Linked DNA regions of Homo sapiens: all the other regions are linked to region 2. A link is a loop called in an ENCODE intact Hi-C map of the cell type or tissue named here. Cell type or tissue: dorsolateral prefrontal cortex. All regions are shown on one strand.

What was found. A loop is a pair of places that touch in the nucleus more often than their neighbours do. Peaks named below come from ENCODE experiments on the same cell type or tissue, not always from the same donor. Only the 100,000 strongest peaks of a DNase experiment are listed, where the experiment ranks them.
Region 1: a loop joins it to region 2, with 8 times the contacts of the local background. A loop is called at or near these places in 60 of 110 quality-filtered maps.
Region 3: it touches region 2 in a loop (2.3-fold over the local background); 2 of 110 quality-filtered maps call a loop at or near these places.

Annotation. Positions count from the first base shown.
Region 1 is chr18:61,499,653-61,504,652 of GRCh38, reverse strand. It overlaps CDH20 (cadherin 20), which reads right to left. Exons shown (of 12, transcript NM_031891.4): 4 at 4,151-4,270; 5 at 1,533-1,700. Among named protein-coding and RNA genes, the nearest start is that of CDH20, 170 kb to the right of the region's middle. In dorsolateral prefrontal cortex, CTCF peaks have their summits at 1,765 and 1,967 (motif pointing right); a DNase peak (open chromatin) is centred at 1,992; H3K27ac peaks cover 1,191 bases.
Region 2 is chr18:61,319,393-61,324,392 of GRCh38, reverse strand. No RefSeq gene overlaps it. Among named protein-coding and RNA genes, the nearest start is that of CDH20, 12 kb to the left of the region's middle. In dorsolateral prefrontal cortex, CTCF peaks have their summits at 434, 1,741 and 1,940 (motif pointing left); a DNase peak (open chromatin) is centred at 1,932; H3K27ac peaks cover 1,108 bases.
Region 3 is chr18:61,086,346-61,091,345 of GRCh38, reverse strand. No RefSeq gene overlaps it. Among named protein-coding and RNA genes, the nearest start is that of CDH20, 240 kb to the left of the region's middle. In dorsolateral prefrontal cortex, a CTCF peak has its summit at 2,470 (motif pointing left); a DNase peak (open chromatin) is centred at 4,485; H3K27ac peaks cover 611 bases.

The DNA of each region.
Region 1 (5,000 bases), 180 kb before region 2:
CTGCTCTCATTTCTCCCGCTGCTTCCTTCAGGCATCTGCTTCTCAAACTTACGTCTTCATTCCTGGGCTCTGTTCCACGTTCATAGCTCTATATTTCCACTTTCCTTAAGGACATTCAACCTGATTGTCCTGCTGTCACTTCATATTCAAATCTGAATTTGTCTCCCTCCTTCACTGCCACTCGTTCCATTATGCGTCCTCTATTTTTATTAGTAGTACAATCCTTCTCCCTGTCATCCAGAGTGAAAACGTCATTGTCATCTTTGACTCCACCCTCTGCCATGGTTCCCTTAGCCAGGAAATCAAGAGGCAGAAGTCCATGTTTCCTCATTTGTCCCATTCCACTCATCCTGCTATTTCCTTAAGTCCTTAGCAGTTCAAGTCTGGACCACTCTAAATGCCTCCTAACCGACTCCCCTGCTCCTAGTCTCTGCCCTTGCCAACCCCTCCTCTACATGGCTACCAAATTAGCCTTTCTTTATGTCTCCCTCTTGCTCAAAAACGTTTCTATGGCTTCCACTGGAGATACAGCACATTTGAAAGAGCAGGTTTTAATTTTAGGAGTCTTTGAACGTAAAGTGACAGTGAAAACTTATTTCCAGGCAGCAGTTTTTTTTTTCTTCCATTCAGGTTTTTACTCAAATGAGCTCCAGGATGGTAGAGACGTTGTTTTGTCTGTATACAGCTTTGTGTTCCATTCATAGAATAGTGCCTGGAATAAATATTTTTTGAATGAATAAGTAAATGAATGACTTCCCCTTCTGGAATGTTTTCTTTTCTGCCTATGTAAACCTGTTATATTCTTTAGCCCCCTGTTGAAATCTCATCCTTCTGTGGAGGCTTCATTCATCTCAGTTTGTGTGAAGGCATCATCTTGCACTGTTCAAGTGGCAGCAAATGCTACTACGGTTTAATTTTTCTTGTGTGTAGGATGTGTCCTCCCAAGTGGATTTGAAGCTTCACAAGGGCAGAGACAGGATTCCAAGCCTCCTGTGCCCTTCATGTCCAGGGGTCTCACCAAGCAAGTGCTTGGTACCTACTGGAGTGATTGGTGAAGATCGTCACATGGGCAGGTGTGTCCATCTACAGCTTTGGGTATCAGTGAATGCATTCTCAATGGATCAATATGGCCCCCTGGGGGCAAAAATAGGTTTCCAGGGCTGTGATGAAAAAAGTCTCAGCATTACTAGTTTGTGGCCCACTAAAGGTCAGTTCTACCCAACAAAACTTATTCCTTAGTATTGCATTTTATGTGGGGTGGGTGGGCGTGGCAATCAGGAAAGAAAGTCTAAAAAGATTCCACAGGGAGGAGAAAATGGAAAAATATGTTTGAGAAATCCTGGTTTAGTACTATGGGAAGCTGGAACACTGAAGGCAAATAGTTATGCGAGAATTGCATGATGAATGTAAGAAAGGAATCTATGGATAATTGAATTTAATGAGGAAACTCAAACTGGGCTTTCTCCCGCACCTCTGCAACGGGTGCGTCCCTCTGGGCCCGAGGTCTGTGCTCTCTTGGGTTAGGTACTCACTCTGGGGAAAGCGGGGTGGGTTATCATTGACATCTGAGAGGGTGATGTTGACTGTTGTGGTCCCAGCTAATCCTCCAAGCTGCCCTCCCATGTCCTTGGCTTGGATAATCACTTCGTAGTATTCTTTGGCTTCTCTGTCCATGTTCATGAGCGCTGTCCTAATTACACCTGGAGGATAGAAATGACTTTGTTTATAAAAATAAAACCACAGGTCCAGTTTTTAAAGATTGGTTTCTAGGTGTCTCCCTGGTGCACCATTAATGCCTAGAAGTGAGGTGCAAGTCACCTGTGCTTTTAAATTTGAGGTAAAAAAATCTCAGCTTCAAAAATGGGCTGTACTGAAACCAGTGGTGAATGAAAACTTTTATTCCAGCAGGAAGAGCTCAGAGGGCTGGTTTCTTCTGGCAACATTACTGAAAGTGAACAGGAGGTGGCAGCAATGTTTCTCTTACAGATCTGGGAAATTGTGGTCCAAGGCGATTTCAGACAGTGCTGTCTCACCAAGGAAAACTGGGGGCTTTGGGTCCAGAAAACAAAGCCTCATAAGTCTACAAATCTGTGAATTTAGATAATTCTCCCTCAGTTTCTTCAGCCCCTAGAGCCCTTGTAGTGTGAATGGCTCTTCTTTAGGTAACTCATTCCTGCTTTTTCTTGCTTCCCTACTACCTGTAAGCAGGGTTGGAATTCTAATTGGATTTTCCTGTTGTTACATATTCATTCTGTTTTGTGACATTCTTCTGTTTACCTCTGTGCTTTTAATTTTGTGAGCTAGGACATGAAAGATGCTCTGTGAGCTGTTTATTTTTACCATGCATAAGATATGAATTTCCCCAGAGAGCAAGCAGCAGATACGGTTTCATTTAAGAAGAGAGGCCTACACCAAATCCGTTGAAATGTGTTGTGATCCTGCCAAGCCTGTACAGTAATGTTTTGTCTCCCTTTTAACCCTGCAACTTAAAAAAGTTGACTTCTCTACACTGTAGGCAAAGATTAAAGGCTTACTTACTACAGCTTTACAACATGACTCTTGGCTAGATAGACCTTTTGCATGAAAATGGAAGGGACTGGGAACAATAATCCGTCCCCAGTTTACCCCTATAATGTATATATTGCATTGTAGTATAACATTCTCCAGTGATATATGCAGCATTTTCTTTTTTAAAAGGCCCCCCATGGGCACAGCTATAACTCTCTGTTCATGTATTTTTGACCTTAACACTACAGATGCCCCCCGGGAGCTGTCAAAATAATCTAAGACTCTTCTTAGGATATAAAGGACACATTACCCTCTTCCTCCCTGCATTTTTCCTCCCTGTGGGCACCCTTCCTCTCTTCATTCTCCCCCTTGCCCTTAGTAGAATTGTTAAAGTTACTGTTTTATAGAAGTCTCTAACTGCAATCTTTTTTCTTTCCTCCTCCTAATTTACACTCCCTTACTACTTTTATGATACAATTTTCTGAATGTCTGGTTTCCCTCAGGACTTCTGGGAAAAAAATTCGATCAGGTTGCTAATAATAGAAATGTATTTTTTCTTTTTCAAATAAAGAGGTGACTTTGAGTGTTCACCATTAACTTTATTCTGTGGCTGTAAGTTTCTTTACTCAAGTTCCTTGTTAATTACTCCTAGGTCCCATGTTTACCCTCATATAAAATGGAAGTAATAATACTTCCTATATCTTTTGCTAGTTTACAAGATTATTGGGAAGCTCAAATATGGCAATGTTTATGAAAGTATTAATAAGAGGGGAAGCCTGGCACAAGTATAAGATAATAATGATATCACAATAACTTTGCCAAGCTCAAACATATTAAATGAAATCTTTCATACATCCAAAGGTAAATTCTGTAGTCAAAGCTCTCGGGTAAGACAGAAATAAATAAGCAAACAAAACACCAAACTCCTGTTTGTCTTTTCTGCCGCATTGCTCCTCGCCCATTCAGTTCTCTCTGATGTCCTCCCTGTGAGAGCTTCCCAATCAGGACCTGCCTTTTGGGGGCCACATCCCACCTGGTCTTTCCTCCCTCATCAAAACCTGTCTGCCCCAGCAACCATTCATTTTGGACTTCTCTGCTGAGTGCACAGTGGTTGGTTCAATAGAAAGAACATCAGACCACATGTCAAGAGACCTCTCTACACTAGATGAACTTTAGTAGCTCTCAATTTCCCAATTGCTTTATCTGATAAGCAAATGGTGATGGACTGGATGATTCCCCCAAGGCTCTTTCCAGTTTCACAATCAATGCTTCTAGTTCTCTAATGACCCAGGTGAATGTGTCAATCCTGTTGGGTCTTCATGGGGTTATAAAAGACCTTAGTCCCTGGGAATAAATATAACCATAGGATTTTTTGAAGGCTATTGGGGAGTTATTTTGTGTGTGTTTGCGCAGAGGGGCTTTTTGCCTCTCCAATCAGACACTGCTCACTGTCTATGCATAGTGCTGCTCTTACCTGTCAGGGCAGTGCTAGTTTGCTCTCTTAATCCTAAAGCTAAGAGCAGTCTTCTCTGGTTAATACACTCCCTGGAGAGTCCTTAAAAAGGAGAGTTGGGTCTGTCATAGCAGCAGTTATAAATTATCAGGGAATAAACACCTCTGACTCGACCCTTGTATCAGATACCTGTTTTAGAGTCCACAGAAAAATATGGCTGGCCCTGAAGAATGCTGTACACCACCCTGGCACTGTTGCCGTAGGTCGGGTCATCTGCATCTGTGGCTGTCACTTGGATGACGGAGGTACCTGGGGAAGAGAAGAGGTAGAAACCTGTTCAAGTCTAATAGCTAAAGGCTGGATGCAATCCTGAGCGGTCCATCTTAAAGCATTTGCAAATGTGTTTGCTTCATTGGGAGAGTCCCCTTTCTAGGTCAAGCTTCCATAACTCTTATCTTGTACCTGTTTAGTAGGGATAAGAGTTATTTGTGCTTTAAATTCTGAATGACTGATAAGGACACAGCCTTTGGGCTCTTCATTGCTTTTTTTTTTTTTTTTTTTTTTTTTTTTTTTTTTTTTTTTTTTTTTTAAGATGGAGTCTCACTCTGTCGCCAGGCTGGAGTGCAGTGGCGTGATCTCAGCTCACTGAAATCTCCACCTCCCGGGTTCAAGTGATTCCCCTGCCTCAGCCTCCTGAGTAGCTGGGACTATAGGTGCGCACCACCACACCAGGCTAATTTTTTTGGTGTTTTAGTAGAGACAGGGTATTTAGTAGAGACGGGGTTTCACCATGTTGGCCAGGATCTCCTGACCTTGTGATCCACCTGCCTCAGCCTCCCAAAGTTCTAGGATTACAGGCGTGAGCCACCGCGCCTAACCCTATTGCTCTTTTGATAATAACAAAATATTTCTCCCTTATGAAACAAATCTGTCTAGCTAATATTTTGTTTTTAAAGAATCAGAACTAAAAAACATTAATAGGCTTATTATTATTACTTGCTCTGGTTGATTCCAATGTCTATATAGCTTCCTGCCAGCC
Region 2 (5,000 bases):
TGCTTTTATGTTTTTTAGTATCATTATCATCAAGAAAGGAGATTGAAATATTTTGCTTAATATCATTTGTGCTGTTGTTAAAATAGCAAAATTACAAAATTTTCTAATATAAAGGATCTTAGGGTCAAATATCTAACTTTCTCATTTGATTATTGATAAAACTAAACTTGAGAGTCAAAGACACTTGCCCAAAGTCACACCATTTATTCCTCTCCATGTGCATACTGGGTGATTCATATTCATGAATCATGTGGATTCGTAAACCAAATCAACCCTACAGAGCCAATTAGTCTGATTCTTGTTCTTACAAGGGGGAACAGGCTTTGTCAGTGTGAGATACACAGAGGGGAGAGGGACAAAATATTGGAAGTTGAAATGTTTTTCACACAAGGGCAGCATGCACTGAAACATCCAACTGTGAATATTTGGAAAGGACTTCTTTAAAAAAAATAATAAGAAGAAAAGTGCTTACCTCTGAAAGTAGTGAGATTGTAAATTTATCCCGGTTTCTATATGTCAAATGGACTTCAGGCAAGTTCTTTTCTTTCGCTTGCATTGTCTAATCTATAATCTGATATCTGATCAAACTATCTCCCAGGATGGTTAGGAACTCAAAACAGATCCATCTGTGAGAGATATACCAGGAAGAGGTTGCAGATGTCATCTCAATTGCAATGGGAGACTAAGAGGCCAACAGAGGCAGTTAGAGCTAGGAGTATGCCCAATTCATACAACCTCTTGGGGTCAGTAATCTGTATGAGTACTGTGTGCTGAAACAGAGAATTTTGGCTATGACTTTTTCGCATGGTTAGGGTCCACTACAGTGAGCACCTGGAAGGGAAGAGACAGCAGAAATGTGGAAGAGTGAGGTGAGGGTGAATAACGGTAAGGGAAAATAGAATGTGGAGGAGAAAGTAAGGGAATTATTGAAATCCTAATGGCCAGTTTGTCTGTTTTGCCTTTCATATAGTTCATAAGTAAAAAGAAATAGAATAGAGAAGGAAAGAAAATCTAGAAAGTTTGCGAAAGAAGAGGAGAGCATCGTAACCTGCCATTCCAGGTGCTTTTTGTTGCAAGGATTCTTTTGATGAAAAGAAGAGCTGTCCAACAAGAGATTATGTGGCTGGGTACCCTATCAGTTCACTTAGGAGGTAGCCAAGGGAAATATTTTTCAGTAAATCAAATATTTTTCAACAAGAAGTTTGTTGTGAGCTTTAGATCAATAGAGAAAATAGATTTATTTTGGAGAATGTATAGGAGAAAAAGGGACAGAACTCTTAGAAGAAATTTGTGATTTTATTTAGCATGTTTAGGGCTAAAAATTCTCACCATTCTTTCCAGAAATAAAGCAGTGGGATTGAAACAATCGGGCCTTCTTTGGGGATGGTGATATTTTTGGAAAGGAAAAAGACAGATTTGGGGATATAGAATTATAACTGCAGGAGAAGCTGGAGTTAAACCACATTCCAGGAACTTTTCACCTAAGGGGCAAAGGACTATGGGTTTGTGTATGATGGGGCTGATGATGTTGAGGATGACACCAACAGTAATAATAACAACGCATTTACTACACGTATACCATGTGCCAGAGACTGTACCCAGCAATTGCATACATTATATCACTTAAGATGAAATAATAACCTGTCAAACCACCACCATTTAAGATGGCCTCCACAGATGAGGACAGCCAGGCTGAGACATGTTAAGCTTATTTTATAAGTCCAAAGATAAACAAATTATAGGTGCAGCTTAAGAAATTATTCCAGGAAATATGCTGTTCGTGGAAGCCTTCCAGGTGTGGAGAACAAGGACCCAGAAGTGATGTCTTTATGTTGATGGAGAGTCTCTGTGAGGAAGAAGGGCCGATCTTCCCTACTGTCTGAGCCCAGCCAGGGGGAGACAGGAGGGACAGAACAGGCGCCATCTGCCCTCACCGGTGCATGGGCGCCACCTACAGGTGTAAGGCGAGATAGGATGAGGGGAGCCACAGAAGACCGAAGGCAAAATGCAGAGAGGATGGGAAATGGGGAGGTGGTGAGTATTATATAGATCAGTCAGAAGAGCTGTCAACAGCATGGGATTAAGACAGCCCTGCTCAACAATGGACATGATAATCCATTGCCCCAGAAGACGGGTCCATAGTGGAAGAAAGAAGTGAACGGGCCTTCTAGAGGTGTGAACTGCAGAGATCCAAGACCATGAGAATGACTAATCCATAGAACATGGGACCCAAACCCCAGAGGTAAGGATATAGGAGAAGAGAACTAGTGTATCCCCTAGGATAAGTAGGAGAAGGTGGAGGAAGCCTTGTGGATCTAAGAAAAGTCATCTGTCCCTTCTTACAATTTTAAAGCAAGTAGCTCAGGCAGGTAAGATGTGAGTGAAGCTGGCTCCTGGAGGGCTTCAGCACACAACACCAGGCAAAGATGTAGCCTGAAGAACAGGGGTGAAGTACTAAGTGGGGGTTTCTGCATATTAAGAACATAGGCCTGTGGTTTTATAACACTTGTCAGTATGATTAAGCTTGGGGTTAGGTGTGGGTTGGTTAGAGTTGGGTTAGGGCTAATGAATAGTTGTCCTAAAGATGCATGAGATGAAATCTGGGAAGGAGCTTATATGAAAGTGAATCAAGAACAAAAAAAGGTCAAGCTTGTGAATGTATTGAATAAGGAAGTGTATCTCGGGAGAAGAGGTGAAGCAATGGAAAAAAAGACTGACTGATAGAGGTGACAGTTTAGTCAATGTAAGAAAATAGATTGAAGTATTTCTTTCTTCCTTTTTCTTTTTCTTTTTCTTTATTTACATCCACCTCAGTGTCCCAGCCCACCACGATAATAATAGCAGTAGTTAATGTTGACTGAATGTCTACAATGCTCTAGGAACTGTTTTAAGAGTCATATGCACTAGCTCATGTATTCCTTCTGACAGTTCTAGAGGTGCTACTCTTATTGCCCTTCATGTGAAAAAGGACATCAAAGGCAGAGAGGCAAAAAAAGCACACTCAATGTTATACAGGTAGTAAGAGCTAAAGCAGGAAATGCAGTTCAAGTGTTGGGATTTCAGTCTATATCCATTACCATGATACTCGATTGCTTCTTAGTGCGTATCTATCCACCTCTTTATAGGCCAAAATATGTTAATGAAATGATACATGACCTCCCCAAATGGACAGATGTATGTATAACAAAAATATAAATTGTGACTGCAGAATGTGCAGAGGCCCTTATAGTCCTATCTTACTCTTGGGGCTACATTTGCAGGGTTATTATAGTGGTAACCTATAGCTGCACACAAATGATCCCAAATTTAGTGGCTTACAAACCAACCAGAAACATTTGTTATTGCACAGTTTCTGTACACCAGAAATCTACAGACAGCTTGGCAGGGTAGTTCTGGTTCTGAGTCTCATGAGGTGAGAGTTAAGCTGTTGGCGGGGGGCTGCAGCCACCTCAAGGCTCTAGTGGTGGAGTGTTGTTTCTGACTCTCTCCGTGGTTGCCGGCAGCCCTCAGTATCTTGCCATGTGGCTTATCCCCAGGCTGCTAACTTGGAAGCTGGCTTCCCTTTTCTCAAGACTGCTTGAAGGTGTGGCAGCTGGCTTCCACAAGAGTGAGCAATTCAAGAGAGATTAAGGGAATGCCCCAGACAAAAGTGCAGCCTTTTTATAACCTAACCTCATTCACCCTTGCTATATTCTGTTAGTGGGAAGCAAGCTGCTCAGTTTAGCCCCCATTTAAGGGAGGGGATTACACAGATCTTGAGAACCAGAGGTGCCATCATCATTGGGGAATGCCCTGGCCACTGCCATGATTATGCTATCTTAGCAATTGCTTTTGTCTCTGTTTCTCCAACTCCACTTTCCTCTTTTTCACTTCCTGCAGTGATGGAGGCCTTTTAGACTCCATCAACTTCTCTTCTCTGCTCCCTCCTTTGTCTGCCTTTATCTGTCTTTTTTCACACTTCATATGCTTCCTGGTCAATATCCTACCTTCCCATGGCTTCAAACTCATTCTACCTGCATTTTTAATTTCTAATTCTGACCTCAGTTTTGAGCCTCCACCTAATTTCCTGCCTGTAGCACACCTTAGCCTGCTCCATAGACAAACTGGCCAAAACCCAAATTCACCAGCCACATTTTGTCCCACCCCACTCTCCTCTATATTAGGGGGCACAACTGACCATCAGTTTGCACAACTCAGAAATCCAGGAGACACCCTTGAAACGCTTCCCCCTTAGTTTTCCTTAACACTTAGCCAGTCATTATGGTCTTTTCCTTCTAATTCCTAGTTATTTTTGGAGCTACATTTTCTTTTTCTATCCTGATAGCTGCCTATTTCAATTAAGGTCCTTGTAATTTCTTTGCTAGATTATTAAAATAGTCTGCATAAAGGACTCCTTACCTACAATTCATCTCTTCTCAAACTAGTTCTCTGCAAATAAGACCAAGTTTTTCCTTTGTATAAAATTGTATGCTGGCTCCCCTACATCTACAGAATGAAAATTGGAAGAGATACTAGCGTAGTTGAAGAAGTGCATGCTATGGAGTCATACACAGCTGAGTTCAATCCCAACATCACCATTTATTAGCTAATTGAGGTTGGACACATTAAAAAATACTTCAAGCCTTTGTTTCTTCATCCATAAAATGGGGATGTCTTTACTGTAAAGTTGTTAGGACTAAGTAAGATAACATAAACTCCTGGACAGAAAGTGAATTTTCCATAAATAGGGGCTATTGTTGCTAACAGGCTGGCTGCATTATCGGATTTTATCTCTGTTAAGGCAATTAGCACATGTAATTCCCTAAAAATGTCATGCTCTCTACTCTTCTTTAACTTGGAAGATGCTGTTTTTGTTTTTTGTTGTTTTCCTTTTTCTGTTTGGAAGGCCTTTTTTCTGTCCATTCTCCCACCTGCTCTTCAGCTCTCTGCTTGGCAAACTTTGTCTCCTCTGTCAATTTCACTTTCCTCTTCCTGTTGGGACCTCTATGATCACTTCCTAC
Region 3 (5,000 bases), 230 kb after region 2:
ATAGTGCTGAAAAAAACAGTATATCCATATGCAAAAAAAAAGAATGTAAACACAGAACTTAAATCCCTCACAAAAGTTAGCTCAAAATTGATTGCAGACCTAAATGTAAAATGCAAAACTATAAAAATCCCAGGAGATAACATAGGACAAAATCTAGACGACCTTGATTTTGGCAATAGCTTATAGATATGACATCAAAGACACAACCCATGAATGAAAGAATTGGTAAGCAAGATTTAATTAAAATTAACATTTTCTGTTTTGCAAGAGACACTGTCAAGAGAATGAAAAGACAATACACAGACTTGGAGAAAATGTTTGAAAAACCCTATCTAATAAGGGACTGTATCCAAAATATACTAAGTAGTCTTAAAACTCAACAATAAGAAAACAAACAACCTGCTTAAAAAATGGTCCAAAGATGTTAAAAAAAAATACCTCACCAAAGAAGATAAACATATGGCAAAAAAAAAATAAGAAAAAATGCTTCACATCGTATGTCATCAGGGAAATGCAAATTAAATCAACAATAAGATATGGCCTATTAGAATGGGAAAATTGAAAACATTGACAACATCAAATGTTGGCGAGAATGTGGAGCATCAAGAACTCTTATTCGTCACTGGTGGAAATGAAAAATGACACGGTCACTTTTGAAAACAGTTTGGCAGTTTCTTACAAAACTAGCATACTCTTGCCAAAAGATCCAGTAATCATACTCCTTGGTGTTTATGCCAAGAAGTTGAAAACATGTCTACACAAAAACCTGCACATAAATATTTATAGCAGCTTTATTCATAATTGCCAAAAATTGGAAGCAACCAAGGTGTCCTTCAGCACGTGAATGAATAAATAAACTGTGATACATCCAAACAATCAATGTTATTTAGTGTTAAAAAGAAATGAGCAACCAAGCCATAAAAATATATGGAGTAAACTTAATAATGCGTATTACTAAGTGAAAGAAGTCAACGTGAAAAGGCTAGATACTGTATGATTCCAACTATATGACGTCCTGGAAAAACTGTGGAGAGGGTAAAAAGATCAGTGGTTGTCAGGGGTTGGCGGAAAGGAAAGATGAATAGGCTGAGAACAGAGGATTTTCAGGGCAGTGAAAATACTCTGTATGATGCTAGACTGGTGCATACATGTCATTATACATTTGTCCAGACCCATAGAATGTACACCACCACGAGCAAACCCTAATGTAAACCATGGACTTTGGGTAATTGTGATGTGTCAGTGTAGATGCATCAATTGTAACAAATCTAGCACTTTGGTTGGGGATGTTGATAATGGGGGAAGCTGTACATGTAGGAGGGTAGGGGATAGATGAGATATCCCCATACCAACCTTTCAATTTCGTTATGAACTACTCTAAAAAATAGCATTTTTAAAAAAAACAAGTTTATTCTATCTCATCACCTATTAGAAAATCCACTTTGGGGTAATTTAAGTGCTATTCTATACTAATATACTATATCAATGACATTCTGGTGTAGACTACAAGAAACTTCTAAAGAAGAGACAGAAGAGTATCAGCACTAATCTGTTAAGTCACTCTTGTATAGTTCCTTTCCCTTTATATTTAAGCAGTGTGTATGGTGGAGATGGTGGTGAGGCAGCAGGTAGGGTAATACCAAGATAACATATGGATGAAAAAATGTTACATAGTGTAATGAGAATTAGCTTTAAAAGGGCAATTGTTTCTATTTTAAATGTCTATTAAAAGTAAGTCACATAAGTTATGGTTTTTAATATGTGATATTTATTTAAATGTTGTCTAAGAGGAGGGTTATAGTATATTGGAGGTGCTAAAGAAACTCTCTAATATGTTAGAATATTAGTTTCAAATCCTGACTTAAACACTGAGTAGCTCTGAAGCCTACATTTATTTTCTTTCTTTCCCTTCCTTCTTTCTTCCTTCTTATTTCTCCTCATTCTTTCTTTTTCTTTCCTCTGACAGGATCTTACTCTGTCTTCCAGGCTGGAGTGCAGTGGTGCAAACATAGCTCACTGCAGCCTCAAACTCCCAGGCTCAAACCATCCTCCCATCTCAGCCTCCCTAGTAGCTGGGACCCAGACATATGCTATTTTTCATATTATTTTTCATATTATTTGTAGAGACGAAGGTCTCCCTATGTTGCCCAGGCTGATCTTTAACTTCTGGGGAAACCTGAATTTCATAATCCCTCTGCACCAAGACTTCCTTAGCTGGAGAGTAGGGAGTATGGAGTTATTGTGCGGGCTGACTAAACATTTTCTGAGAATGAGGCACCTTCACCTCATTATTTAATTCTGAATGTCAAATGTCATTACTTGAATCTGAAACTGATACACACACACACACACACACACACACACACACACACACACACACTCTCTCTCTCTCTCTCTCTCTCTCTCTCTCTCTCTCTCCATCTTATTTGGATCTAAGCCAAAACTGAGAATGTGGGCCATCTGCTGGTGACTTTTGGAACTTCAGACACATGTTTCCCAGGCCTTCACGTTTGAGGGGATAGGTAAGCATCTATGTAGAATGTCAGAATTGTGGGTAACCTTAGAGATTATCCCATGTAGCCTTCATTTTTATAGTGATTTGCACATGTTGGCTTTTAGCCGGTTGCAGAACCAAGACATGAACCCAAGTTGTCTGACTCCGAGTTGTGTGTAGACCTAAAGCATCAGGGGCAGCGGAGGATTGCTGTCACAAAGTGGGAGAGTTTCAGACAAGGAAGGACAGATTTGGAACACTGGGAGAGAAAACGTTTTCTCCGCTCCACACTTGGGCGGCTGCACTATGTGTGGAGAATATTGGCCTGTGAGTCAAGGTAACCACAGAAAAATGGTACATAATGGATTTTATCATTGCACCCTATATCTTCTCCACTCCAATAAGTCTCCCCTTCCTGCCAACCCTCATGCTTATCTTGTCAGATGCTCAGATACTAGCAGCTGCAAGTTTCTTCCTGAGTTTACCTATTATTCGCTTTCCTTTTATCATCAAAACTACTGGGAGGGTAGGCGATTATCTGATCAAATAATCTGATTATCCAATGGACAACATAATGATGTCCAGACTATGTACCAGGTGGAGGTGATGCAAGTGTGAAAATGACAGGTGAGAAACTTACAGTCTAGAGGAGAATCAGGCTAACAAGGAGTCACTCACCATAGACTGTGAAAAGTTGTTATAGGGAAACTGCTAATGAGGTTGAGCTTCTTTCAATATTTGTATGGGTTGTGTGAAATGCCTTCTGTAAACTATATGTTTAAAGGTTGCTTTGCTTTCTTTCTGGGGGTGAGGGGGCTGATTTTTAATGATGTTTTTGTCTTCATCTTGCTAATTTATGTAATTTCATAATGTTTTCTGGATACTAGTTTTTTGTTGTTGTTGTAGTGGACTCAGTGGTGGCCCCCCAAAAGGTGTCCACCTGGACCTTGTAAATATGATCTGATTGCAGTTATAATTAAATTAAGGATCCAAAGATAAGATTATAGGGTAGGCCCCAAATATAATAGTGAGTTTCCTTATAAAATAAGAGGGAAAGACATAAGAGAGAGACCAGGTGAGGATGTAGGCAGAGATGAGAGTTATGCCACTATGAGCCAAGGAGAGCCTGGAGCCTCCAGAAATTGGAAAGGCAAGAAATAATTCTTGGGAGAATCCTTCTCAAAGTCTCTTGGGGGAGACTGGCTCTGCTGAAACCTTGATTTCAGACACCTGTCCTCCAGAAGTGAGAATAAATGACAGGTGTCATTATAAGACAGCCATGTGAAGACAGAGCTACACAGGGAGGCACATAGGGAGAATGTGTTTACAGGGGCAGATAGTAGAGAGATGAATCTACAGGCCAAGGAATATTGACAGCCACAGAGAGCTAGGAGAGAGGCAGGAAAGGATTATTTCTTCACCAACATCTTCCTAATTCTTCATTTGCATGTGCTCAATTCTAAAAAAGCATTGTCCAGGAGGATGCTTCATGAAGAGGTGGCACACAAGTTGGATATTTACTACTATGAGAAAATAAAAGAAGCATGAAAACTCTTGGGAGCATACATTTATAGTAGCCAAAAATACAGCCAGATTCGATCAAACTGAGGATGTACATGCTGAAGCCACTGCCAAATTCTTAATTTTAGTGCAAGTTTATCATCACTTAGAGATGTAGTTTGAACCCTCAGCATGTTGTCTCAAGAAGATTTTTTGCTGGCCAGTTTCAAATATTTGGCATCTCGTATCAGCAGGACTATACTGAATAGGCATGAGACACAATTCCTCAAGTCAAAGCTAAAGAATGTTATTAGGCCATTCTTGCATTGCTATAAAGAAATAGCTGAGACTGGGTAATTTATAAAGAAAATAGGTTTAATTGGCTCATGGTTCTGCAGATTGTACAGGAAGCATGACAGTGGGCACCTGCTTGGCTTCTGGAGAGGTCTCAGAGAGATTCACTCATGACAGATGGTGAAGTGGGAGAAGGCACATCACATGGCGAAAGCAGGAGCAAGAGAGAAAGTAGGCGGGTAGAGATGCCACACTTTTAAATAACCAGATCTTGGGAGAACTCACTCACATTAGCAAAGACAGCACCAAGCCATGAGGAATCTGCCCCCTTGACCCAAACAATTCCCACCAGGCCTCATCTGCGACACTGCGTCTTACAATTCAACATGAGATTTGGTGGGGACACAGATCCAAACCATATCAGTGATTGTATTTTTAAAGAACATTTCAGTTCCTTTTGTATATCTCCAATGAAAAAAAAGATGATATTCATATAGTTCTGTTCCCCAAAAAAGACACTTTTAAAAGCTGTTGGCATTGTGCATTGCTACTTAAATCAGAGACAAAGTGAGCAAATTCCATGAGGTAGTCATGGTGAAAATATTCAATTTTATGGTTTGTCACAGATTAATAAGCAAATAATATCAAGGCTCTGCAAACCCTTTTTCAATAACTTGAGTGATTATCAAAGATTACACAGGGCATGTGTAGC